Linked DNA regions of Mus musculus: regions 2, 3, 4 and 5 are each linked to region 1. Evidence: chromatin loops called from intact Hi-C (ENCODE). Cell type or tissue: left cerebral cortex. All regions are shown on one strand.

Region 1 (5,000 bases):
TTGTTTACAATTAGAAAGTCAGAGTTGTGCGTGCGTAAGGTTTTGTCAAAAACTATGCTGGGCACAGTGGTACAGTGCTATTAGCTCCAGCATTTGGAAGGTGGAGGCAGGAGCTTCAGGAGTCCAAAGTCATCCTCAGCTCCATACTGGGCTCCGAGCCCCACTTGCACAATGTATGGTCCCATTTCACAAGCAAGAATTATGTATGGAACTTTAGTCAAGTATATCAGCATCTCTAGAAACCTTTCTACTTAGTGTTTAAAACAGAGTATCCATCTTCTCTGACACTAAAACCATCCAGGTCCTAACAAATGGCCTTTACTTTCTTTAGTGGTAGACATCTATTTATGAGCAGGGTTCACATTAGCTTGTAATTACAAATACCTATCACAATGACTATTAGAATGCATTTCTAGCAACTGTGCTCATTGGTTTAATAAAATGACAAGATTGGGTATTTTTAGAGGGCTAAATAAATGGTATGAGGAGGGAGGTAGGTGGAACTTTATCATGATGCTCTTTCTAGGGTCTGATAATCCCCTCCTGCAGCCTTAAGGGCTTCATGTTATCAGTCTCAATCCACATAACACATCAGATAGTGCCTGGGTGTCCACACACCTCAGGCTTTCATCCATCCCAGGTGTCTTCCTCCCAAAGGCTGTGGGGCTCCTTTGGATCATCTGGTACCCTGTGGCATACATTGCTCTTCATGTATAGCCATGTTGATACTGCCAGTGCCTGTGGAGAACAAAAAAAAAAGACCAATGAGTATTTGTTCTGGAGCACATTTTGTATGCATCAGATCGCTCTAGGTTTGCCTTTTGCACAAACTCAGCATCATGGTACTGGAAGCTTACTTCTAGGTTACTTTAATCACTTGTATCCCCAGTTCTCTATGGAGTGGTAATATTGTTTTCTCTGGTTTGCATGGGGGTGGGCTGGTTTGCCTTTTCTGGCTGTTTCCTAGGAACACCACTGTGCTTCCTGACTTTAGCTTCTGCTTCAGCTCCCAGAATTTCTAATTCATTTTTGAGAAAATGTAACTAGAATTTTGAAACTTTTTGCTCAGTCAAGAAAATCTAGTCTCCACTCACACCCTCCCAAGTTTTAACTGGATTTCCCTTGTGTCTTTTTTTGAGGGGTTGGAGGGAGGGTGGATATAGTACTTGTATTTACAGAATTATGCAGAAAAGGATTCCAGACATTTAAATACTACAGGAATTGCTATAGAAAGGCTAATCAAAATCACCAGCAATCACTATAGGCGAAAGCTTGATTAAAAACATAGGAGACCCCAAAGGAACTTTTTAAACCTCTAAACCAAGCATTTATAAAAGATGTTAAGTATTCTGATATCAAAATATGCTTGTTTTGTGAAACTGGTGGTTTTATATTTGTATTTTTCCTTCAAAATAGAGCCCCAGCAAATTAGTTTTAATACTTTAGCAATTTAATATACAATGTTTTTAAAAAGCCAAAAACAGAACCAAGGTTACAAAAAGTGAAATTCAATAGTACTTAAGAACAGCAGTTTTCCACACCCGTTAAGTCTTACACAGCTAGAGCTCAAAACCATGTTAATCATCATTTGAGCTGTTCTGAAGCTGAGTTCTGCAGGAGCTTTGACACCAAGACAAGTAGCAGCATTATAGTAAACTCACAGACCACACACAAAACGTCTAAAGACCTCAGCTATAAAAAGTGAGAATGCCGTTTTATTTGCCACAGAAAGGAGGGAAAGGAAATATGTGAAGTAAATGTGACAATCTGACTCACACATCATTGTAAGGGAGCTCCCCAAATGCACACTGTTCACAGTTGTCTGAACTAAGAAGAACTGAAGACAGGAACTTTTATTAGATTAGAGTGCTCGCGTTCCTTTCATACAGAATTAGACCTGTGCTTAAATAAAGCCAGCACAAGAGGTAAAGGGTCCGCCCTTGGGCTAGGTTCAGCAACCTTCCCTATCAGACTGCTTTACAAGAGTCACAAAAATATTTATATTATAAAACATAGGTTTTCTCGGCTCAGTCTTGAAAGTCAAAATAAAAATATTAACACCCCATCACTATTTCACTTTCAGACCTTTTCTCCTGTCACTCTCAGAATTGCCTAGGCAGGCTGTAAAATTAAGCCATTTTACTAAGGTTCATCAAATTTAGCACTCCGTGAATTAAGCGTAAGGAGAGCAGGGTTATTTAAAATACTTCTCCTGTGCCCCACTTCCTTACTAACAATATGAACGTTAGAATATAAGGAAGCACAGGTAGGCACTCAAGACTTGAGAGAATTCCAGCTGAAAGAAACAGCTTTAAAAATCATTCTGCAAGTTTCTGAAATGTAATCAGACCATGTTGCCTTTCTCCCAGTTTCATACTGATAGGGATGGGGAGGTGTCAGATTAGCTCGTGGACCAATTATAAAAAGATCACATTTATTGCCCCCCCCCCAACCCCGGCAGTTAAACAAAAGAAACAGAAATACAAGAGTTTCTTTATACTACATGCTTTCCAGGTTTAAAAGCCCGTTAGTAAGCACACTGCATCAGTCCTTGGTCAGGGATGCTCACTTTTAAAATAAACACTGCCAGAAGAATGTCCTCAAATGAAGACTGGAGCGGTGAGGTAAAAGAGACAGCTATGTCCCCAACTTGCATAGGCGATCTCCCTTTCTCTTCGGACCTTCCGAAGAAGGTGGAGGGGGAGAAAAGGCAACGCTCAGTCCTCCATGGCAAAGTCTTTGGTCTTTTCCTCATGGTCTCCCACTTTGTAGCGCAGAAGTATGCGCAGACGCCGGGGGTTGTCCGGGGAGGGCAGCAGGGTGATCTCTCCGGAAATGTCCGTATCTTGTTCCACCGGCACCGGCTCGTTCAAGTAGAGGAGCGCCTGCTTCCAGTGGGTGGCCGGGTGAAAAGGCGAGGTGGACAGCACCAGAGGTTTCTCCGAGTCCCCTCCGGGAAAGGTCACTTGAAACCAGACGGCGAAACCATGTAGAGGCGCGGAACCATAGCAGCTGCAGCGGAAGCGCCCGCCCACACCAGCCTCCAGCTCCTGCTCCAGGCCGGCTCGGGCCAGCTCGAGCTGGGCAAAGCGCTGCGGCCGGGCCAGCACGTCCTCTCCGGACAGATCCTGCACCACGATCTCCGAATGGCCCATGAGGCAGCGCGTGGCGAAGCTCTCCATGCAGCTCATATCCACGCCATAGTGCTGCTTCACCTGGCTCCAGAAACCCAGACGCCACTCGAGCATCTGGTCGCTAATCGGGGCCACGAAGAGCTCCGCGGAAGCTGGCAGGAGGAGACCGCCCTCCTTCAGCCATTTGGTCCGCGCGTGGAGCACGGAGCTCAGCATGGACTCGTGCAGAAGTCCGTAGCCCATCCACTCGCTGACGATGGCGTCCACTCGCTCCGGCAGCTCCACGGTCTCCACCGGGCCCGGCAGGACGTGCACGCGGTCCTCCAACCCGTTGAGCCGCACCACCTCCCGGGCCTGTTGCCAGATGGCGCTGGCCTCCACCGCGTACACGCGCCGTGCCCCGGCCTGGGCACAGAAGATGCTGAGAATGCCGGTGCCCGCGCCCACGTCCAGCACCGTCTTGCCTCGCAGCGCGGCCCAGTTCTTCAGGATGCCTAAGCGGTAGGCTTCGGTGCGGACCTGGTCGGCGATCATCTCCTCGTGGACCGAGACGTCGGAGTAGCACTCGTAGTACAGCTGGTCCCGCTCGCTCTTGGTCCTCCGGGGTCGTGGCGGGGCCGCCTCCTGCTCCCCGCCATTTTCCTCCTCGGCTCCCTCCCCTCCGGCGCCGGCGCCTCCGCTGTCCCCCGACTCAAGCTTTCTTTTCTTGCTCAGCGACATCTTGGCCCCGGCAGCCGACCCCCAGCATTCGTTGCGCGGTGCGGTGCGCAGGCTCAGAGTCCCCGGGGCCTGCTGGGATTCGTAGTCCGCTTCCTGCATCCCGCTTCCTGAGGGCAGAGGCTCAACCAGAGTCAATCTTGGCACACCGTTATTTTCCTCTAACGCCATGACAAGTTGTTCTCTAAGACCACACTATTTTCCCGAGATCCTTTCAGTTTTTGCCCTTTCCTTTTACCCCTTGTCAGGGTTCTCTAGAGTCACAGAACGTATGGGTAGCCTCTGTAGAGTAAGAGAATTTGTTGATGACTTACAATCTGTAGTCCCCAAAGATGGTCAGCAGCAGCTGTGAATGAAAATCCAAGGATCTAGCAGCTGCTCAGTCCCACACGGCGTCCTGGCAGAAAAAGTGAGTTTTCCTTCTTCCAGTGACCTTATGTAGGCCTCCCGCAGGTGTGTCCCAGAATAAAGGTGTGTATCACCACTTCCGGATCTGGGACTTCCTTTTCCCAGGCTGACCTTGAGCTTTTGTCTCAAGTTTCCTGGGATTAAAGGCATGTACTACCTTGCCTGAGGCTAAACTTTTCATGGCCATATGCCTCAAGATCTTCCTGCCAAGGCCGGGCGTGGTGGCTCACGCCTTTAAACCCAACACTTGGGAGGCAGAGGCAGGCGAATTTCTGAGTTCGAGGCCAGCCTGGTCTACAGAGTGAGTTCTAATACAGCCAAGGCTACACAGAGAAACCCTGCCTCAAAGAAAAAATAAACAAACAAAAAAACCTCCACTCGGTTCAAGTCAGAAACCTGTGTCTTTCAGCCTCAAGATCACAGGTGAGTGAGCCTTCCAATTCTGGACTGTAGTTCACTCCAGATATAGTCTAGTTGATGATAGCCAGGAATAGTCACTACACTCATTTTTACACATTCTTGATGTAGGCACACCACTTACAGCTACAAGTCTATGTTTCCCTCACAGGACCTCCCCCGCCCCCCACTACTGAATTATGTGGCACAGTTCTTGTCCCTTCTCTGACAGTTGTAACTCACCAAACTCTCTGTTCTAACCAGAGTTAGGATACAAAGAATATGTATGACGCAAAGTGAAAACCAAATAATACAAGATCTTGATTCTGAGTCCAAAGTGATCCC
Region 2 (5,000 bases), 830 kb after region 1:
GTTGTTCCAAGCACACAATTCATTCAACTAATATATGCATCAATGCATTTTTAAAAAAGACTTAGAGAAACCTAACAGTGATGTGTGAAGAAAGCTTAATGAAGTTCTTGGATTGTGTGTCTGAGAGCTGGAATTAATCCCCAGAATCCGAGGTAACAGAAAAGTCAGGAGAAGTAGCAGCTGATTATAATACAAAACTGAAGTAGAGTTCTGGAGTTCTCTGGCCAGCCTGACCTAATCAGAGAGTTTAACTTGAGTGAGTGAACCTTAAAATTTGAGTTAACCCATTGATTTGAAATAAATTCTACTGTGGTATTGGAACAAAATAATAGTAAGCACAATAACCTAATTGCTGTGTTCGATATCCTCCAGTGAAAAGCCCTGTAGTATTACTGTATATTATTAAATAAATGGCTTCAAATTTTCTCTTCTATTTTTGTTTCTTTACCAGAGAAAACTATAAAACTTATTGTCTCCTACCAGATTTGCTACTATATTTACATTTCAATTACATCTTAACCTTAGCTGCATAACACCTAGAGTTGTAGTGTCACCAATTATATTGCTAGTAAGTTATATAATCTCCCAATTACAACCAAAAATAAATGCCAGGTGTTTTAATCTGGAGTCATTAGAATGTGCAGGAAGGGCTGCAGCTGACCTCAGTCTGTCTTGCTCAGATATAACATACAACTCATAAAAGGAAAGTAGCAAAAATAAACACAAGGATCCTGCTGCATACATCCCAGAAGCCAGGATGGGGACTTTTTGGAAGGAGAAAAAAGTCTCTTCCAGGAGTAGTTGACACTTGTTCCTTGCCTGCCTGTGACTTCCTTGGTTCTATTTGCTGGATTTTTCCTTCGTTTTTCATAATTTCATTTTGGCCCATATACACGATGTTGCAAATACACATGCAAATTAAGATATTAAAATGTATCTTCTTTTAGAAGTGGGCACATGGGATAGCAGTAGCTATTTGAAAGTTTTTGGTTTAAAAAGGAAAATACAGTATAGAAAATGGTTAATTTATCAGTTCAGATTTGAGAAGGAGAAATAATTTGAACCTGCAGGCAATGTTTTAAATGTATCTTTACAGATTCTTTTACTCTTAATTATATTTTATGAACTATAGAAAAAAATATTTGCTTAATTTTCTTTTTGAGCTAATTTAATTTTGTTAATCATTCTATAATGATACTTAGCTAAACAATGACCAATAACAGATGGTGAAATCTTTGGTGATTATGTAGCATATTCAGGTACTGTCTGAAGCCATGTAATGTGTCTGGCCTGAACCATCATGACTTCAGGCTGAGTAAGACCCTCTGTTTGAATCTGCCTATCCATTCACATATAGCACTTCTACAATTGTGACCACTGACTCTTGTATCTTTGCTACTCCATGTTTGCTCCTTTATTTGGTGATCCTATTAAAATTTTTCTCATTTAATTTTAACTTACTTTTATTTATATTTTCAGTATGTGTAAATGTATCACAAATGTGCATATGCCTACACATGTTTGTGTGCAGGGAAGCACATTCTAGCATGCATAGAGGCCAAAGATAAGACATCTAGTGTCATGCTGTATCTCTCCCTTTCCTCTTCCTTTGAGAATGAGTCTCCCACTGAATTTGTATCCAGGGTGCTGGGCACAAATCTCCAACAATCCTCCTCCTTCTACAGCATGGCACTGGGGTTACAGGTGCACAAATCCAAGAATGTACTTTTACATAGGTTCTGGAGATCTGAAATCAGTTCACTATGTTTGAGCAACAAGTGCTCTTGCTGCTTAGTCATAGGGTATTTATTTAACAAATAACATTTATTTAACAAAAACAGACTACAGATTTTCTTCTTATTATTCAGTCATTTGCATGTTTTGATGCTCATTTTAGTCCTTTTTCATCCTCATTTCCTAAACTGCCCCAAATTTTTGTGCAATCGCTGTGGATTTTATCCTCATCTTGCACTGCACAGCAGCTGCTATCACTGTGGTCTGAACATTCAGGAGACATTACCTGGAACCTCACAGTAGCCTTACAGAAGACGTTTTCCTCTTTACACCATTGTCAGATTCTTGCCAGTGCTTATTCTATTATTTTACATCTCAAATCAGATCATACAACTATTTTATTGAGAATGTTAACATGACACTTTATCGTTCAGAGAATCCAGTAAACTTTGATTTGCAATTTCTCCATGAGGTTTTCCCTTGAGAAGTCTCTGGAGACCAACTCTGGGGTGTGCTGGCTCTCTCCCTCCACTTTACAGAACTTCTAGGATCAAAATCAAGTCTTCAGACTCATGGGTTGAACACTTTTAATTCTGAGCCATCTCACTGAGCCCAGTTGTCTTTTTCACAGAGATATTTACTGCAATACCTTTTTAAAGAAATTCTCACATCCTTCTCATTAAGCATCCATTTGTTTTAAGATTTTTATTCTTGTTCTCCAAAACATGCTGGTATAGAGTGCTGATGGCTCCTTGAAGTTTCTTTCATTGCTCTATTTCCAGTGGGTGCTTCACAATAGTGCTACTTATAGTTGAATGTTTGACATATAAATAAGTAAAATGGAAATAAATGGAACTTTGGCAAGCCAAATATATATTAAATAGTTTTATAATTATGTATTTTGAAGTAAAAGATGTTAACAAAAAGCATAGCAATGCAATAAGATTTCCTCAAATTCCCATCTCTATATAAGATATTGAAATGTGTGTGTGTGTGTGTGTGTGTGTGTGTGTGTGTGTGCGCGCACGCATGTATGCGTGTGTGGTGTGTGTTCATAGTGGCTGATGTTTTAGCCTATACTTGTATTTCTGATTTGATTTGTGGCACTACAATATATTGTGGTGGAATGTGTGATATCATTGCAAACTCATGGTTGTCAGGGAAAAGAGAGAGATGGAGAGAGAGATGGAGAGAGATGGAGAGAGAGAGAGAGAGAGAGAGAGAGAGAGAGAGAGAAAGAGAGAGAGAGAGAGAGAAAGTAGTAGTATAAAAACCATTTCTCTTCAATTACATACTCTCAATGAATTTTTTCATATCCATATGAAGCAATGGGATATGAACCCTCATCATATCCCATATCCTAAAATTTTTTATCACCCAATAGTGCCACATGAGAGCCTTAAATGGACATTATACACTCAAAGCATATCACATCAAATGAAAGAAGGGAAGATTCATGAGTTTGAGGTTTCAGTCCTTAGCCCAATTGCTTTTGCTTTTATTAAAAACAAGGCAAAACGCTAGAAAGTTGATAGTGGGAAGAGCTGTTATGATATGGCAGGCAGGATGCTAAATAAGCAATCTTGGTTTCTTAGCAAGACATACAGTGATTTTGTAATAATACAGAGAAGCATAGCATGAACTCTGTTAAATGGTATTAAAATGTGTGAAGAATTCTGTATTTTTAAATAATTCCAGTGTATAATACCTTCTTTAGATACTTATTCATTTATAAATAACAATAGAAGAATAATGAAGTCAATGATATCATTGAGTCACTTCCCAAATAGCCTACATCCTAGCCTTGCAGTCAAGCATTTAGAACTTGAGCAGTTGAATATTGTTCAAGATCCAAACCATAATAATTTACACCTGACTCCAATGCCTTTCATTCTATCTCCACATTGTTATAAGTGACTTAGAGGGGGGAGTTGTTGTCTTGGGTTTAACAAAGTTTGTTTTGTGGGATAGATGCAGAATTGTATATTCTAGAGAGAAAATTTGGAGAAAAAAAGTGACAGGTGAAGACACTTGGCTGCTTCTGTAGGAATGTGGGAGTAGTCATGAATGAGAGATGAAACAAGAGGTACAGAGAGACTGAGGGGCACAGATAGAAGGAGAATAAACATAGCAAACTTTATTCTAGCAAACAGCTCCCATTGGGATTGTGGTAGAAACATCCTCAGAAGTGGGACTTTACCCAGGTTCTCTGGACCAGATTTTTTATGGCTTAACTATCACAACTTCATTCACTGCCTTTTAAAGGACTTTCTCCAGCTATGGCAATCTGGCTATATAAGGCTCAGTTTCTAAGGTTTCCTTCAAGGTTTCAATGAAAGCTTCTATGATTCATAACTCTTGTTTGATGTTCACTACACAGCCAGTAAAACATAGTTGATGCCAATGTCTTCAGCTATTGAAAACCCAATTTAAGCCATTCCTTAGCAGCCTTTAAGTGACAAAAGAGGTGAATAATGCAGAAACATTCTGAAAAAATGACTCTTTAAGAAACCCCTTTTGAGTAGGCTATCCCTGTGTACTTTCTCAAATGCAACTCTGCAAAAGCAGATTTTACCTTCATACAGTTTTGCTTGAGATGGAGGAATTTTGCTTATTCTTGAGATTCACTCTGGAAGTCTTTCCTGTTGTTCCTTTTCAAAGCACCTGGCTTTCTTTTTCCCTGACTTCTTCAACATCTGAATTTACATGTCTGAAACATTGCACATTTCTTCTTTGGCCTTCAGTTTCTCTCTTGAAATCTATTTAAAAGCAGCCAGTATGATCCAAGCTGCTATCAGAATGGGCTGTCATGAAATTTATTGGTCTGGCTAAACTTGACTGCTGATTTTAAACATTGTTTTCATAAATATTAGGGAACAAACAGAATGAGGTTAAATTCTGTTCCAGAATATTGTGTGACTGAGCCAATTTAGAATGATTCCGTCTTTTGGTCTTTAACCTCATGAACTGAGTTTAACTGCTTTATTGCCTCACCCACCCCTGTGAAATCTGCGTGACAAGCCCAAAAGCTTGGTCACAGTCCTGAGGCAAAAGTTTCATGGAAACTTGTCTCCTGGAAGTTCTTTGGTATCCCATAACACAGACGTGTTTCAGATTTGTCCCTGAGAGTTTCAGTATTGTTATATTCTAAGTGCCTCCAAGGAATGATTTGACAAATAGCTAAGTTAGATTGGCCTCCACCAGTGTTCCAATATCCTAGGCAATCGTTGAGCCAATGTTGGGCTTTCAATTTCCTAAGAATGTTA
Region 3 (5,000 bases), 720 kb before region 1:
TGTTTGGTTTGGAGAACTGTTCACTTGAATAACTTGGCTAATTTGAGTCCTGGTGTGTGTGTGTGTGTGTGTGTGTGTGTGTGTGTGTGTGTGTGTGTATGTGTGCACATGCACTCTCACATGTGTGGGTTTATAGGAGTTTATACATATATTCTCATCAGCCCATTATCAGGTATAATAGAGACTTTCTTCTGCAGACAGCGTTGGTGGCGCCATAAGTTCCAGGTTGCCCACCTTCAATTCCTTGCCTACACTTTTAATGTCACATCCAAGAACTCATTGTTAAATTTAATTCTATAAAAAGCTTTTTCTCTATTTTCTTCTAGAACCTTAATAGTGTCAGCTTTTATGTATAGATCTTTGCTCTACGTAGGTATTTTTAGATTCAGTATAAAGCTAAGGTCTAACTTTATTGTTCTTATTGTAGATATATAGTTTCCCTTGCACTCTTTGGATACTTTATTTCTCTGAATCGAATGTTCTTGGCACTTTTTGAAGACAGTTGTGGCTAATATATGAGCATGTTCCTAGAAATCACATTTGCCTCTTTTATTAGAATGAAATCCATAGGTATCATTGATAATCTTCCGTCAATTCTCTTTTCCTTAAAAAAATACTGTAAGTGTTCATTAATAGTTTAAACTATTTTGTGTTCCTGCCTTTGTGGAAATGTATCATTGAATTGTTACATCATAAAATTCCATCCTGGAACTCTTGGCTCAAGGAGGGAGCTTCAGGATCCCCTCTTCCTAGATTCTGCTTTTGGGACAATTATGTGTCTGCAGTTCCATGCTGCTGTGAACATTTGTGTCCTGTGTATGGTATGTTCTATGAACATAGAGGCTGCCTCACTCCACCTTGCATGCGTGACAAATATCACTTACTGTAATTTTCTTGTGATTAGTATCATTTCAGTGATTAGTATCATTTTTCCCCTTTAAATAATATTTTTATTTTTTTTGAGATTAAACTGTAATTGCATACATCATTTCTCCCTTTCCTTTATCCCTGTCAAACACTTCCCAGTAACCCATCCTGTTCTCTTTCAAATTCTTGACCTCCTTTTCTTCTTTAATTATTGTATGAATATATCTTGCTCAGTCTGTATAATGTTACTCTTATGTATATATTTTTAGGGCTGACTAGTAGTGAATAACCAATTTATGTGCTTTTAACCTAAAAAGGACTATTTCTCCTGGTCTCAGCATTTCTTAGTTGCCCGTAGTTGTGTTTTGTTTATTTGTTGTTGTTGTTTAGTCTTGGGACCTTGTGAGCGCTCCCCTTTCACATCAGCAGGTCTGTTTGTCTTGTTCAGCTCATGTTTAGGAAGACATGATGCTGAAACATCTCGGGTATAGCCTCTCTGATAATTTAGGAGACACAACCTCACAGCAAACCCACCATTCTTCTGATTTTTATAATCTTTCTGTCTCTTCTGCAATGGTTCCTTAGCCCAAGGCGCAGGAGTGTGTTGTAGTCAGATGAGTTGGGACTGTGCTCCACAGTTCTATGTTTTCACTGGCCGTGCCTCTCTGCAATGTCTCTGCTGCAAAGAGAACTTTTCCGGGTGAGGGATGAGGCGTACACTGATCTGTGAGTGTAAGGACATCTACCTAGAAGGCCGTAAGGGATTAAGCTGGTTTAGTACGGTAGTAGTTGCTAGTTCTCCTTCAACATCCATGGCTTTCCTACTCCGGGTACCTGGATCGATATCATTTTTATTTATTATAACACATTTACTCTCAACTGCACAGGACTTAGATACAAGGTAAGATTTAAAAATCAACCAGCCACTACTTCTACATAGAACCTTAAAAGGGAAGTGACCAGAGCTGGATCTGACCTGAAAGCCCCGCCCTCCTGAGGAACCAGGCATGATTTTTTTCTTGTTGAGCGGGCCTTAGGTCCTTTTAGAGAGCTCTTAGTTACTGACAAGCTATGTGAGCCAGTTCTTCCTGTATTCCTATGGCTATTGTGGCATGTTGGTTATTAACGTGGTTCATAGGCATCATTGTTGGCTAGACTATTGGTTGCTGCCTTCCTTTGGAGACTTGAACGATACCCTGTGGTACACAGAAGCTAGTCCTCAGGAGGGCGGGGCTTTCAGTTCAGATCCAGGTCTGCTCACTTCCTGTTTAAGGTTCTGTGTAGAAGTAGTGACTGGTTGATTTTCAAATCTTACCTTGTATCCAAGTCTTGTGCACTTAAGAGTGAATGTGTTAAAATAAATAAAAATGATATCAATTGCAACATGATAGGGCCATTGTCCTGGAGAATGTCTTTCCCGGTGTTTACTTCTGTTTTTATGTGATTGTGAAAGGGTTAGACACACACGTAAGATTTATTTAAAGGTGTATCTATGTTTTAGAACCAGCCAGTTTTGCTCTTTGGACGACCACAGGGAGACGGTGAAATCCGAATAACCACTCTGGACAAGCATACAAAACAAGAAAGGTGAGTGGCAGGTGCACTCTCACGGTGGTAGCTGCTGTCCCAGGAATGATGGCTTCAGTCAGGTATTCTAGGACAGGTGGCGGTGTGCAGGCCAGGGGGCCAGCCAGTCACCAGTCCCTTACCTTTTCTAACATATGTCCCATGTATTACTTCTCTTTCTAGCCTGCACTCTGTTGATTTGCCTAAGGTTTTAGGTGCTAAATGAAAATGTTCGAAAATAAGACGCATTTCAATCATGAAACGCCACCAGACGATTGCCGTAAAGCCACGATTGCCTGTTTTAAAAGACTCATTTGGAAATTAACTGAAAATAATAAAAATCATCCCAGGGAGGAATGCAGAATGGGAACTGTTTAGCAGTGTATTTTTATTTAGGGAGACCTCTAGGCAGAGTCCTTGAATATCCTTAGTACTCTTGGCCTTTTATTCTCTGTCATGACAGGCGATTGTTTCCCCGGACTCTTTGTAGAAGAAAACGTCTACCAGCAGGGGGCAGCATTGACCCTTGTTTCCACCTTGATACCCGGGTTCCTCAGCTAGTTCTCAGGAGCCACACATTTGACTTTGAAGATGAGGAAAGTGTTTGAACACTGGGAATGTGTCATTGTCACAATCATTGGTTAAGAATAAGTGTGTTAATCATTGAGAGTTTTAAAAAGCACACATTTATTGCAGTTGGATAAGGTTAGAAGATTCGTTTCCTTCCCCAATTAACATTGCTTTTAATAAGGAAAAAAAAAATTAACACAGAAAGTTAACCATCACTTTCCTGGCTTGCAGTTTCTCTTACACCCAAGCTACACTTAAGGTGACCCATTAAATTGTGACACCGAACACAAGGAGTGAAGGCACAGGTTCTAAAGTTAGCTTGGGTGCGATCTTACTCTGTATGGATCATCAGTGTAACTGCTGGCAATTTGCATACAAGCCCCCGCCCCTCCAGCGTGGGTTTGCACACCCAGGATGAGAGTAATTCCGACCCGGGTGGGGACCCAGGGGATTTATTTTATGTCTTGTTTGTGGAACGAACAGTTCTCAAGGCTTTTGATTGATTGCTATTACGGTTGTAGAAGATCTACTGTCCTGATTGTGAATATTTTTCTGAGATTTTAGCATTGAAATAAAAAGAGAGCAATTATTCATGAGCAGCTTTATGGCCTATCTTAGTGAGTATTTTCAATGACTCTAAAGTGTATGGATTGCTTTTCTAATGCTCCCTCCCTTCCTTTAAGTTCAAATGAGGGGAGCTGGGGTGGAATGGCAGCATCTCTCCTTGAGCCCCATGAAGGACAGTGATGATCCTGTGAGCCTGTATTCCTTACAGTTTCTACTGTGTGGCCCTGCCTGTGGCCCTTAATGCAGAAGAACGCTTGGCTGGTGCAGTCACATCTTGCCAGGAAAAAAAAAAATGCACTTGCAAACAGTTTGCTGTCAGTCACCCACACTCTCTCTTTTACAGGCATATCTTCTTATTCGACTTGGCAGTGATTGTCTGTAAAAGGAAAGGCGATAACTACGAGATGAAGGAAATAATAGATCTCCAGCAGTACAAGATAGCCAACAACCCTACCACTGACAAAGAGAATAAAAAGGTGACTACTGGGGAGGTGGCAATGGACAGTAATTTATGCAGAGCTTTGAATATTCAAATATAATCATCCCTTGGTATCTAGACTCCTCCCTCCACTGCAGACACCTGAATCTGCAGATACTTGGGGCCCTTATATAAAATGGTTTAGTGTTCACATATAACCTGTGCATGTCTTTCTACATAATTTAAAGCGACTCTCGGCTCTTTGTAATTCCTAAGACAATACTTGGGTTGCTGTAAGCAGCTGTTATACCGTATCATTTAGCAATAGTGACAAGGAAACAAGTCTGTACATGCTTGGTACAGATGCAATTCATATTGTTTTCATCTGCAGTTGTTGAATATTTGAGTACAGAACCTGCAAAATCTGGAGCCAGATGTACATACGTCCATTAGAGTGAGATGCTGCTGTCTGAATCAGGCATTGAATTTTCAGAGATTGATTTTGGTACAGGTTCCTGTGAGCTATGATTGGGTCCTGACAGACCCAATGATTGGTTGATCTGACCATTTCCAGTTCCTCTGATCAATATGGTAATAATGATTTTCTCATCAATATGAAGTTGGTAACTGATTTTCTTCTCAGTATGAGGTTTGTTACAGTCGTCAGTGTTAATGCTGTTAGCTATAAGGTTTTGTATGCATGGCTATGCCGGTGCTCCAGTGAATCTGAAAATATGTTTTTAACAAGTGATAATCATTAACTTGAAGAATATTCATTTTTCACAGTGGTCTTATGGCTTCTACCTCATCCATACCCAAGGACAAAATGGGTTAGAATTTTATTGCAAAACAAAAGATTTAAAGAAAAAATGGCTGGAACAGTTTGAAATGGCTCTGTGAGTATTTTTACTTTTAAAATTTATTTGTGTGTGTGGTGTGTACTTGCACAAACGTGTGTGTGTTGGATGTGTACCTGTGTGTGTGTGTGTGTGTGTGTTATGTGTAGGCCAAA
Region 4 (5,000 bases), 470 kb before region 1:
TTCAAGAAAATCAGAGAACTATATCTAAATACACTGAATGCAAGATATTCCTCCTCAATTTAGATTCTTATAGCCTCATAAAGATAAAATGCAGATGAGTTGATTTAAATCAGGCCTTCATTAAATTTCAGAATTAGCTGTCGGAATCCCACGTATTGAATTGTGCAGCGTCTGATTCCTGATCATTGTGACAAAGCTGTGTGACTGGATAATGATAAAGTGCACCATTGCCAGAAATAACACAGTCTGCCTTTGGTTTGTGCTAATAAACTATAAGACAACTTAAACTCCATTTTAATATCAGAAATCCACCTCATTAGAAGTAATCTCACACTCTGTATGCGATCAGAATTTTCATGTGCATTCTTTGGTGAGCTGGGAATATGATTTTCTATTTATGCTTCTAATGTAAATCTGCCATTTCTGGTTGGCCACTCTGGCACTAAGCCAAGGCGCTAATTTATTTCCATCTTTCCCTATTTCTTATATCAAAAGATGCTGTTGGTTTGAATAACAAACATCCAATCGACTTGGACGTGGGGTGGCAGGCAGAGCAGGAATTACCTGCTTACCTTTTATTGCCTTCTTTGAATTGGCTTTTCTGGGAACAAAACCAATAAGACATGCTGTTCCTTCATCTAGTTTTGACTCGGTTATTTGTCAGAAGACATTGTTCCCCCTGCTTCCCCCTGGTTCAAGCGAGACTGGCGGTAGGGTGAAGAATTCAGCCTGGAACGAGGCTTCTGACCTAATACTGTCATTGGTTATTGTCCCACCAAGTCATGTAGGACTTCATTGTCTTTAATCTTCTGGTTTGGCCTCATAATTATTTCTGATTCCAAGAGATGCCATTGCTGACACATTTGTCACCTGCAGGGTGGCAGTGTGCCGGGATTGAACATACATTGTTTCAGCCCCTCCAAAAACTTTGCAGTGATTCTCCACCCGCCCAGCTCCCTCTGCTGTCATGTACAGTAATTGGCCTAATAAAAGGCAGAAACAAGAATTTATTACACCTTGGGCAGTACTTGAAACAGACTTTATTTTCAGGAACAGCAGTTATGTCTACTTGCTGCTGTATATTTTGATATTTCATTTAAATACTTAGAATATATTCAAAGTCAAATTGCTAATCACTCAATTTCCCTGCTGCTGTCCTGGTTCCCCAGGTGGCCTCTTATGATACTCCATGTAAACACTGTATTTGGAAGGATACATAGATCGGCATCCCTAGAGTCACATGATCACCATAAATCTGTGAAAATAGCATGACTTAAAAATAAAAGTCTCTTAGTGCTCTGCCAACAGGCTTTGGCATAATCTTGGCAATCACTTAGATATTTCTTTCTCTCTGTTTTTGTGGTTATAATTTTTTCCCAGGTGGAAAATAGTCTCATATTTTGCAGACGTTGTCCAAGCTAGTGACCATCAATCCGTCTTCCTGGTTATTAAAGTTGTCAGCTGACTGTGTTCAGTCCACACAAAAATCAGTGACGTGACTGGGAAACTGCTGGGTGGTTGCTCCTTTCGTCTTAAGAAACGGCCATACAATTTCCTGATAACATTTCTGCAGGAATTTTTATTCTTTAAATCTTCCAGTGTTAAAGCAACAAGAAAAAACATTTAAAATGTCCTTTGGTGGAATCTTATTACACTTGCTATATGTAAACCGATATTCTTTGATGCCAGCACGCTCGTTGCCCTTACAGAGAAATCTCTGCATGACGAAACGAAACAAAACCAAAGAGGACCAAAAACTCAAACATCAGTCAGTCTTTGCTGATTCGAATTAGATACATTAACAGATTGTCTGGTAACATAAATTGGCAATAATACAAAAAATCTACATATTACATTATTTCAAGAAAAATAACTTCATTTGAATACAAAAGGATAGATACACTTTCTCTTTTCCTCTAACCACTCTTGTGAAGTGGACGTGAGCTGGCACTGGGACCGCAGTGCTGCTAAAATATACAGGGGTATGACTGGCTTGCGCTTTGGAGGGGGCTGTTACACGTGTGTATCACTAACATCAGACAAAGAAATCTTTCAACCAACAAGGGTTACAGAGCAACGTTCACTAAAGCACAGGTTGGAAGGGATTTGGGGGTCGGGGGGACTGAAGCAGGCCAATATGGCAGCTTGTAACAGATTTCCTTATACCCACAATGCACCTGACAGCGAAGAATGCTTTTATTTGGTTGGCCCACACACTGAGCAGAGCGGTACTAGGGTGCACCACGGTAGAGTAGCGAATGTTTTTAGGTTGGTTGATCAGTTTGTTTTCCGTCTTTCCTCTTGGGGGCGCTCTCACAGCCTTTCCAATCCGCAATCAGCTCTGCAGCTGGCAATGAGATTTGCAGTGAGAATAGCAACAGCTGCCAATTCCTCTGGAGTCAATGATGAACAGTCTCAACTCCGATGTGCGATGTGCTGTCCGGTTCTGAGAGATATGGCTTAGTTCAGTTAGGCCCTCTTCTTTTATACACTGTGTTGGAGTGGGTGTGCGTGTTTTCTATGTCAGTGGCAATCGCTTGGGTTGTGTTTGCTTCCCCACAGCACAGGCCTGTCGGAGGGCTGGGTGTGACCCCTAGAACACCAGGGGACCGGCAGTCCCCAGCAGCATGGTCAGCAGCAGCAGTGCTGGGGAGCCCCGCGGGGGTGCTCCCTGGCCGGATTCGGAGCCACAGCTGCCCGCCTCTTCGCACCGTAGCTTCTCACAGAGGATGCCGGTGTAGGCGTCTGGGCACGCGCAGCGCACATTGTTCTGGCAGGTCCCTCCATTCTGGCAGTGCAGGAGCTCATTGTCGCAGACATTAGCTGCAGAACGAGGGGAGGGAAAGGGAGGGGAGGAGAAGCAGAATCAATTTAAGTTCATCTGGAACATCATGTTTTCAGCTTTAAAAAAGAAATTCTCTATCGATCTTGTGCACCCCCCTTCCCTCCACAAACTAAGCATGTGACTCCAATTTCCAAACAAATGTAGTCGGCTGCCTTTGTTTTGATCATATTAGGCCTTTTCATATAGGTTTCCCCCTCCCCTTCCCCTGCAATCTTGGTTAATCTCCAGTTCAGGCTATCGAATTTAAGGTAATGCAATGCTCCTGGTTTGGAAATTTTTGTGTACGTGAGACCTGTTGTGACCTCCTAGGTTTTTTTTAAAGGACAAGTGCCTGATACAAGAAAACAGAACCTTGAAGCCAGATGAGTGCCGTTTAAAATGCAAAGCAGTGCTGCTAAAATGACCAACAACCTCTAAGGTCAGGACATCCATCCATCGTCCCTGAACCGATTCCAGCCTTTTCGTGCATGCAAAGAGGCCACAGGGAAGCAGGGGAATGCAGGGTTAGGATGTGAGAAAAGTGGCATGCTCCAAGCAGGCAACAGCCAGATGGAAGAGGAAAAGCTTGTTTCGTGGGAGGCATGTGAGGAAGAGCAGTCACATTTGTCCCTGACAGCCCAGCAGAGTTTTTTATTACCTTGTAAATATGGGGAGTAGAGCCCAAGGTTACCTTGATTTGGGAACAGTAATAAATGCAACGGTGAAACCCTGATTACCAAAATTTCATTACATCCATCAAGGAATAGAATCGGGTTGGAAAATCAAGAAGCAGCTCCTGACTGAAATCCATTCACAGCCTCTGTCACAGAACTTTCACCTCTAATAATTTCTCCTATCGTCAAAATTCCCCTTAACCTCATTAATTCAATGGCTTGTATTCTCTTAGATAATCAAGGTTTCACTGATTTAGCAGAATGTTAAATAGAACCCAGGGAAATTAACACAACAACAAAGAAGAAGAGAGCCAAGAACGAACGCTTTCCGACAACATTTGCTGCTTAAGCACTTAACACATAGACCACTCTGGACAGGGGGCAGGCGGGGCACAGAGCAGAAAAAGGAGCTTCTTTTATAAATTATAAGTTTTTCATTCAAAAAAAAATGTCATGGCCCAATTTCTCCAAAGATGGATTCACACACACACACATACACACACACACACACACACACACACACACACACAGCACGATGGTGCTATTAAATACAAATCGTTGTTACAAAATAGTCCCACCTTCCACACATAATAACTATAAGTAGCATTTGCTTTGCCTATTAATCATGTTCAATACTCATGTCACCTTGAAGAGGGGCTTTGTCCACACCCACAAACTTAGGAATGCATCTGTGTGTGAACGGTTGAGGGAAGGTGGCACTGGGCATCCGTGGAGCTAATAATAAAGTTCTCTAAACAGAGTCCAGTGTGACTACCTTCTTCAACATTTCAGGGCGACATAGAAGACAGGTGCATAATACATTTGTATAATTAGAACTAGTTAATCGTTCATGTTTGAAATGCTGGTACATAAGGCAGTGTCACACGGATTAGAGGCATCAAGCACACAAGCTGCTACTCAGTGGGTAGTTTAGATTGAACCCAAATTATGGTATTTTTTATCAGGTTCTTTTTTGTTTGTTTGGCATGTCAACATCTGTAGCTATGAAACAAGGTCCCCCCAAGCACAGGGTCATAGGGTAAAATCCTGGTGGGTCTTGCTCTGTTTTGGTTTTTGTCCATTTGGAAAGTATACAGAGGTGTTCAGGATTTTGTTTTGCTTACACTTCAAGAAATATCTGTTTAATTGGGGCAACATGGAATTAACAGATCCAAGTAACCATTTCCACTTAAAGTTAAAGATTCTGAGCACTTCTCAATCTAGACAGCAGATTGCAGAATGGGATATTTCCTTTCATTTGGGCACTGGACATAGGGAAATATCTGTTCCATCAATATCGATAATTGCTTGCCTTGAATAATTGAGAAGAAATCAATAGTTAATTAAATATCACTCCCCTCTTTTTTTCGAAGCTATTTTTCTTCCTCTTGGACTTGAATGTAAAGCAGCTGTTGAGCAAAGGTTTTTTTCTTTTTCTTTTTCCCGAGAAGCCAGTGATTAAGTTAAAATTCGATACCTTCTCTACATGTAAATAATCTACT
Region 5 (5,000 bases), 820 kb after region 1:
TCTTATCCAAGAAAAGTTGATAATCTGTTCTAGGTGAATTAATTGGGCTTTCATACAAGTATCATCAGCTGGAAAAGTATACCGGAAATCTAGTTCACACATAAAAACAAAGACACACACACAAATTCCTTTCTGTGACTAGCGACCTCATCTTGCAATAATATCCAAGTTTTCAAATATTGGACAAGGTCCATTTCTATCAGTTATGCAGTTTTTCCCCCTTATAGCTCCAAATTCAATCCAGGGCCAGACATATGATAGCAGACACTCTGCTGGTCTGCTCTACCTGATCCTTTGACTCTTGCAGACTTGGTTTTTGCCCGGTAACTCGGAATGACCTTGACATCCGAGGGTAACTCAGTTGATCTTTCTAGTGTAACTTCTTTGACTTCCTGGAATAACCTCCTCTAAGTCCTGAAATTTCAGATGTGCATCACCACATCATTAACTCTTGTCTTTGTGTGCCTTTAGTAGAAATTATACTTTCAGCACTGTATGTCCAATTGGTTTCAGTAACATTTCCTTAAAATTAAAAGAAATATGAAGAATACTAGGTTTTGAACATACATCAGGATAAAATACTGGTTGTTTAGAAATAATAGGACTGATACCACTTTTCCTTATGCATTGATTTCTCACATTCCTTAGGTTCAGACCACAGTGTCACACTCCAGCTCCATTGTATCTCACTAGGGATATATTCTGGCTGGAAGAATATACTGATTTTGATTAAAAAGTGATCACATAGGGAACAAGTTATTCATAACTTCATTTTTAATATTGAATATATGAGGTGCCTTAACATCTATAAGCTGGGAAATGAATCAATTTATAACATTAATGCATTGCAACATAATCTCGGGAATGACCAGAAGGAACATTCATGAAGAAGAATAAATTTTACTCATATAATAGTGAATAACATTTATTAATTTATTGTTATTCTAGCTATGTCTATAATCTTTCAAATATCTCAGTATAATTTGTATCTACTTATACATGAGAAGTTGAAAAATCCATAGGAAACATGAAAACCAAGCCCAGAGAACTGTTCTCTTTACAAAGAAGGTACAAGGGACTCAGAAAGGGATATAATGTTTTCAGCAACATTTTTTCTTCGAAGAAAATCTGAAGCAATCATGGAAAAATGCTAACACACATATATAAAAACCAAATATACATGCAGTGTATTTTTCCCTCAAAGCAAATGTCTCACTTTAAAAAAAAATGAGTTCAAAATAGATTTTAATACTCATGCATCTAATTAGGTTGAAAAGATTTAGCCACTCAGAAATGATAACTCCAAGAGCTTACTAAAAGACTTTAGTAATATTGTTTGATTCAAAATTAATCATATTTATAAACATCAGGACATTAACTTTATATCTTTCTTTCCTATAGTCCGAAGCAAATTACCCCTAAACATTATGCTTTGTCCTGTTAGAAAAGTCACGTCTGAAAATTTTGCTAACTTTTGGTTTTTATTTGTTTTTATATAGTGCTGTCTGTCTGTCTGCCTGTCTGTCTCTGTGTATGCATGTGTGTGTTTGTGGGTGGGTGTGTTTGTGAGTGTGTGTGTATGTGTGTATACATTTAAAAATACAGTTTATGAAGACTGGAGTTTATTGTTCAGCATTATATTTTAGAGCCTAAAACAGTCTCTGTCCAGTAAAAAGGACTTTATATAAATTGATAGTCATATTAAGAATATCTTTTTATAATCTCAATTTAACATAACAAGAAAAAGCATAGGAATATTAAAAATGTGTAAAAGCTTGTAAAATAGCAAAGGGAAGACCCAAGATCCAACCCGAACTGTCAGCACACGTGACCGTTCCCTCTGGAAAGGACATTGTTCATAGAACATTTTTCAGCCTGGCCTCCAGAATTTAAAAAAGAAAAAAATTTAAATGTACATTCTACTGGAGTCACAAGTCACAAGGTATCTGGTAGCACATTTATTTAATACTCTGTGTTCTGTGTTTAATTCTTAGAACTCCTTCTCTGTAATGGGGTCCTCAGTTCTTGAAACTTGCCAGATAATATCTAGAATCGACATAAGGCTTGAAATCTACTCAGAGTATCATTATTCCAACAAGAAAACAAGACTATCACAAAAAAGAAGGAAGAAAGAAAGGAAAAAATGAAAAGGGAGTAAGAAAGTAGGGAGGGAAGGAAGAAAGAACGAAGGTTAAGTAAATCTGAAAAAGATGCAGTTCCCACCCCAAATCGGTCCAGAATAGAAATAAATGTGTGCACACATCTTAAGCCTTTTTAGAGAATAACATTTCATATTCAAGAAGACCTTCTTTCGGTGCTAATTCCATGGCTACCTGAAGCCCCAGAGCAATGCATGCTAAGAATTTGAAGTTGAAAAACTAAGACATCTAAGCGACTAAGAAAAATTCATGCCTTCCACCTGTCGTGCCTGTTATGCATTCGCCTTGGATTAAATCAATCCTGAGAAAAACTCATCAAGAACTACGGAGCTCCTCCTGGCGGTAGGCTTTAGCCAGTGAAGCGTCTTCTTCAAGCTTAGAACAAAAAGAACATTGAGCAAATGCACAGTTTAAATTATCTATAAGTTACATAACTGTGTTCTTAGGAAACTATGGGTTGCCTAAGTTGAAATTGTGCAATTGAAAGTCAAAACATGTTGTCTTAACTATTAGCAAGATTTGATTTAAGTTTTGCTCGAGCATCAAGACCAATGTAACAATCACAGGAATTCCAGATTCAGACAATAAAATCATAATTAGTCTTTGATACTTCAGCGACAGTGCCTTTTAAATTTGAAACATCATTTCTGATTTTTCACATAGTAAAAATATTTAATACTATTATTACATCAGAGAACCCGAGACCTTAAATGTTTAACACTCTGAAGGTCACTAAACCTGTAATGATCAAACCAGGATTTACACCATGGCTTATCTGCTTTTAAAGCCTTTGGCTGTCTTCTCTTGTGTCACATGACTTCCACTAAATTATAATAAATGTCCAGACACTGAGAAAATTAAAAATATATCATTGATACTTCACATCTCTTCTCAGTTATTATAGCTGATGCTCTTGCTATTTATGTGAGGACGGCTGAAAGGAGAAAAATGAGTCACTGTATACATATCATGCTGCTAATGTAGTCACTGTCTCCAGAGCCTGTCACCATGTGCAGCTCTGCCACTCTCCTCAGCCAGCTGTCCAGAGCCTTTGCAGGAAATGAGCTCTCCCATAACTGATAGCTCAATTCCCTAGTGAGTTGGCTGCTCCTGCCTTTCAGGGTCGCAGGTGTACCTCAGTGCTTCAGCACTTGAGGTTACTTTCCAGTGTGCACTAGAGGCATATCTGCTTTGCATACTCAGGGCTATGAAACAGACACTGTTTGATCCATGTGTGCAGCAATTTCAGGAGGCAGAATCAAGGCCATTCATTGATTTAATACTCTTCCAAATGTGCTTTATATCATTTGCTGAAAAGAATTGTCTGCTTCTGAAAGAAAGCAATCCATGTATTAAAACACAGATATAAGTGCTTTAAGTAATTCAATTTATAATTTAATTTTAAAAATACATTTTCTCAAAAATGTAGTTGAAATAATAAAAACAGAGCATAGCATACACTCTACATATGGTGAACAATTTGGTGCTCTTTGTGTTGTTAGCTTCAAGTGATTACATGTGGTGTGGTCATCCCTTTGATTCCCACAGGTGACAGGAGAGGTCAAGTGTCACTGAGATAGTATGGGAGGTTGGAAGATGAGGGCCCCCTCTCCAAATCCCTTAACAATGCAATTTTTGAATTCTGAGAAGCCAATGCCAGAAAATTGGTTCATTTGCCTCACTGCACAGAGTATCAGTAGACACTTGCTCATCTTGTGGCTTTCAGGAGTGCACAAAATAGAGTTCACACGTTGTGCATTTCTCTCACACACTCTGAGCTCAAGTGAGGTCACAAGACACTAGGCACAACAATATCAGAGAGCTAGGCAAGCCAGGCTTGCCTCTGGTGTGTGCCTCTGGTGGCTGCTGGTGTTTATCTGATGTGTCTGAGCTGGGAAGGCATTAAAGCAGCAGTGCTGCTGAGGTGGGTCCACATAAAATCCTTGCCATAAATGCCACAGAACATTTTAATTCCACTGTGCTTATGAAGGCTGTGTTTTACCTGTTATAAAAAGGTTCATATTGAGCCCTTTAAAATGCAGCTTTTTTTGTGGAGTTCTTAGCTTTAGGATTTTGTTGAGTTGATCACAGAGTTCATAAAATGCTTTCTGTTTGGGACTTTTGCTGTCCAATGCTAAGTGGCAATGTGTGCAGATTAATTTAACTGTAATGAAAATTAGCTGTGCTGTTTGGTTTCACATTGGGACTGCCATCCTGGAGGTCAGTACTAATGATATGTCAGGCTCTTCCTGACAGTTTGCATACAGCACGGTTTACTCAGAGCTCAGCATAGTCAGGAGCACAGGATGAGCAGGTATTGAACTGTCAAGTGGCAACACCCTGGTGACAGATGATGCCATGGAGATCACCCCCCCCCCCCCATAGCAGAGTAAACTGCCTCTGCCATCTTTCCTGTTCCTTATAAAAACAAACAAACAAACAAACAAACAAACAAACTAATTTTTGGTAAAAGTTACAAGTGTGTTTACAGGAATCATTACGACTTTAGACATTTGAAATCCATAGAAACAGAAATACAATGAAAGTGCTGTGGAATTCTGAGAAACATTGAACAGCTAATGGGAGGTGCTTGTTATGTTGATGTACCCTGCAATTGCAATTCTCTTAGAAGGTCTGCAGAAAATGCAATGCACAATGTACATTTGGGTATGAAAATTTTTATTCTGTGCGGTATAGTTTCTATGTATGCTCATAAATTAATTTCTCACTTTGAAGTTTTCAATAATATAAAACAAAATATTTTATGTTAACATTTGCCTCAGATCACAAGAAAATTCATATACAACAGTTTAGAGACTGATAAAACTCTTTCCCTTTGTG

The links. Peaks named below come from ENCODE experiments on the same cell type or tissue, not always from the same donor. Only the 100,000 strongest peaks of a DNase experiment are listed, where the experiment ranks them.
Region 2: it touches region 1 in a loop (5-fold over the local background); 3 of 42 quality-filtered maps call a loop at or near these places.
Region 3: a loop joins it to region 1, with 3 times the contacts of the local background. A loop is called at or near these places in 6 of 42 quality-filtered maps.
Region 4: a loop joins it to region 1, with 7 times the contacts of the local background. A loop is called at or near these places in 3 of 42 quality-filtered maps.
Region 5: a loop joins it to region 1, with 5 times the contacts of the local background. A loop is called at or near these places in 3 of 42 quality-filtered maps.

Annotation. Positions count from the first base shown.
Region 1 is chr3:110,247,118-110,252,117 of GRCm38, forward strand. It overlaps Prmt6 (protein arginine N-methyltransferase 6), which reads right to left and starts at 3,882. Exons shown (of 1, transcript NM_178891.5): 1 at 1,408-3,882. The coding sequence starts at 3,854. The coding sequence ends at 2,718. In left cerebral cortex, no CTCF peak of the experiment used is centred here; DNase peaks (open chromatin) are centred at 1,661, 1,781, 3,042, 3,560 and 1 more place; H3K4me3 peaks cover 3,006 bases; H3K27ac peaks cover 1,726 bases.
Region 2 is chr3:111,074,637-111,079,636 of GRCm38, forward strand. It overlaps the pseudogene Gm52641. Among named protein-coding and RNA genes, the nearest start is that of Gm26076, 510 kb to the left of the region's middle. In left cerebral cortex, no CTCF peak of the experiment used is centred here; no DNase peak of the experiment used is centred here.
Region 3 is chr3:109,523,501-109,528,500 of GRCm38, forward strand. It overlaps Vav3 (vav 3 oncogene), which reads left to right. Exons shown (of 27, transcript NM_020505.2): 13 at 2,369-2,454; 14 at 3,914-4,046; 15 at 4,775-4,884. Among named protein-coding and RNA genes, the nearest start is that of Vav3, 190 kb to the left of the region's middle. In left cerebral cortex, a CTCF peak has its summit at 2,932 (motif pointing right); DNase peaks (open chromatin) are centred at 2,951, 3,318 and 3,870.
Region 4 is chr3:109,780,089-109,785,088 of GRCm38, forward strand. It overlaps Ntng1 (netrin G1), which reads right to left. Exons shown (of 8, transcript NM_030699.2): 8 at 1-2,823. The coding sequence ends at 2,594. Among named protein-coding and RNA genes, the nearest start is that of Gm25681, 81 kb to the right of the region's middle. In left cerebral cortex, a CTCF peak has its summit at 2,314 (motif pointing right); DNase peaks (open chromatin) are centred at 1,479, 1,698, 2,341, 2,690 and 1 more place; H3K4me3 peaks cover 1,622 bases; H3K27ac peaks cover 788 bases.
Region 5 is chr3:111,066,835-111,071,834 of GRCm38, forward strand. No RefSeq gene overlaps it. Among named protein-coding and RNA genes, the nearest start is that of Gm26076, 500 kb to the left of the region's middle. In left cerebral cortex, a CTCF peak has its summit at 2,494; DNase peaks (open chromatin) are centred at 2,491, 3,180, 3,805 and 3,951.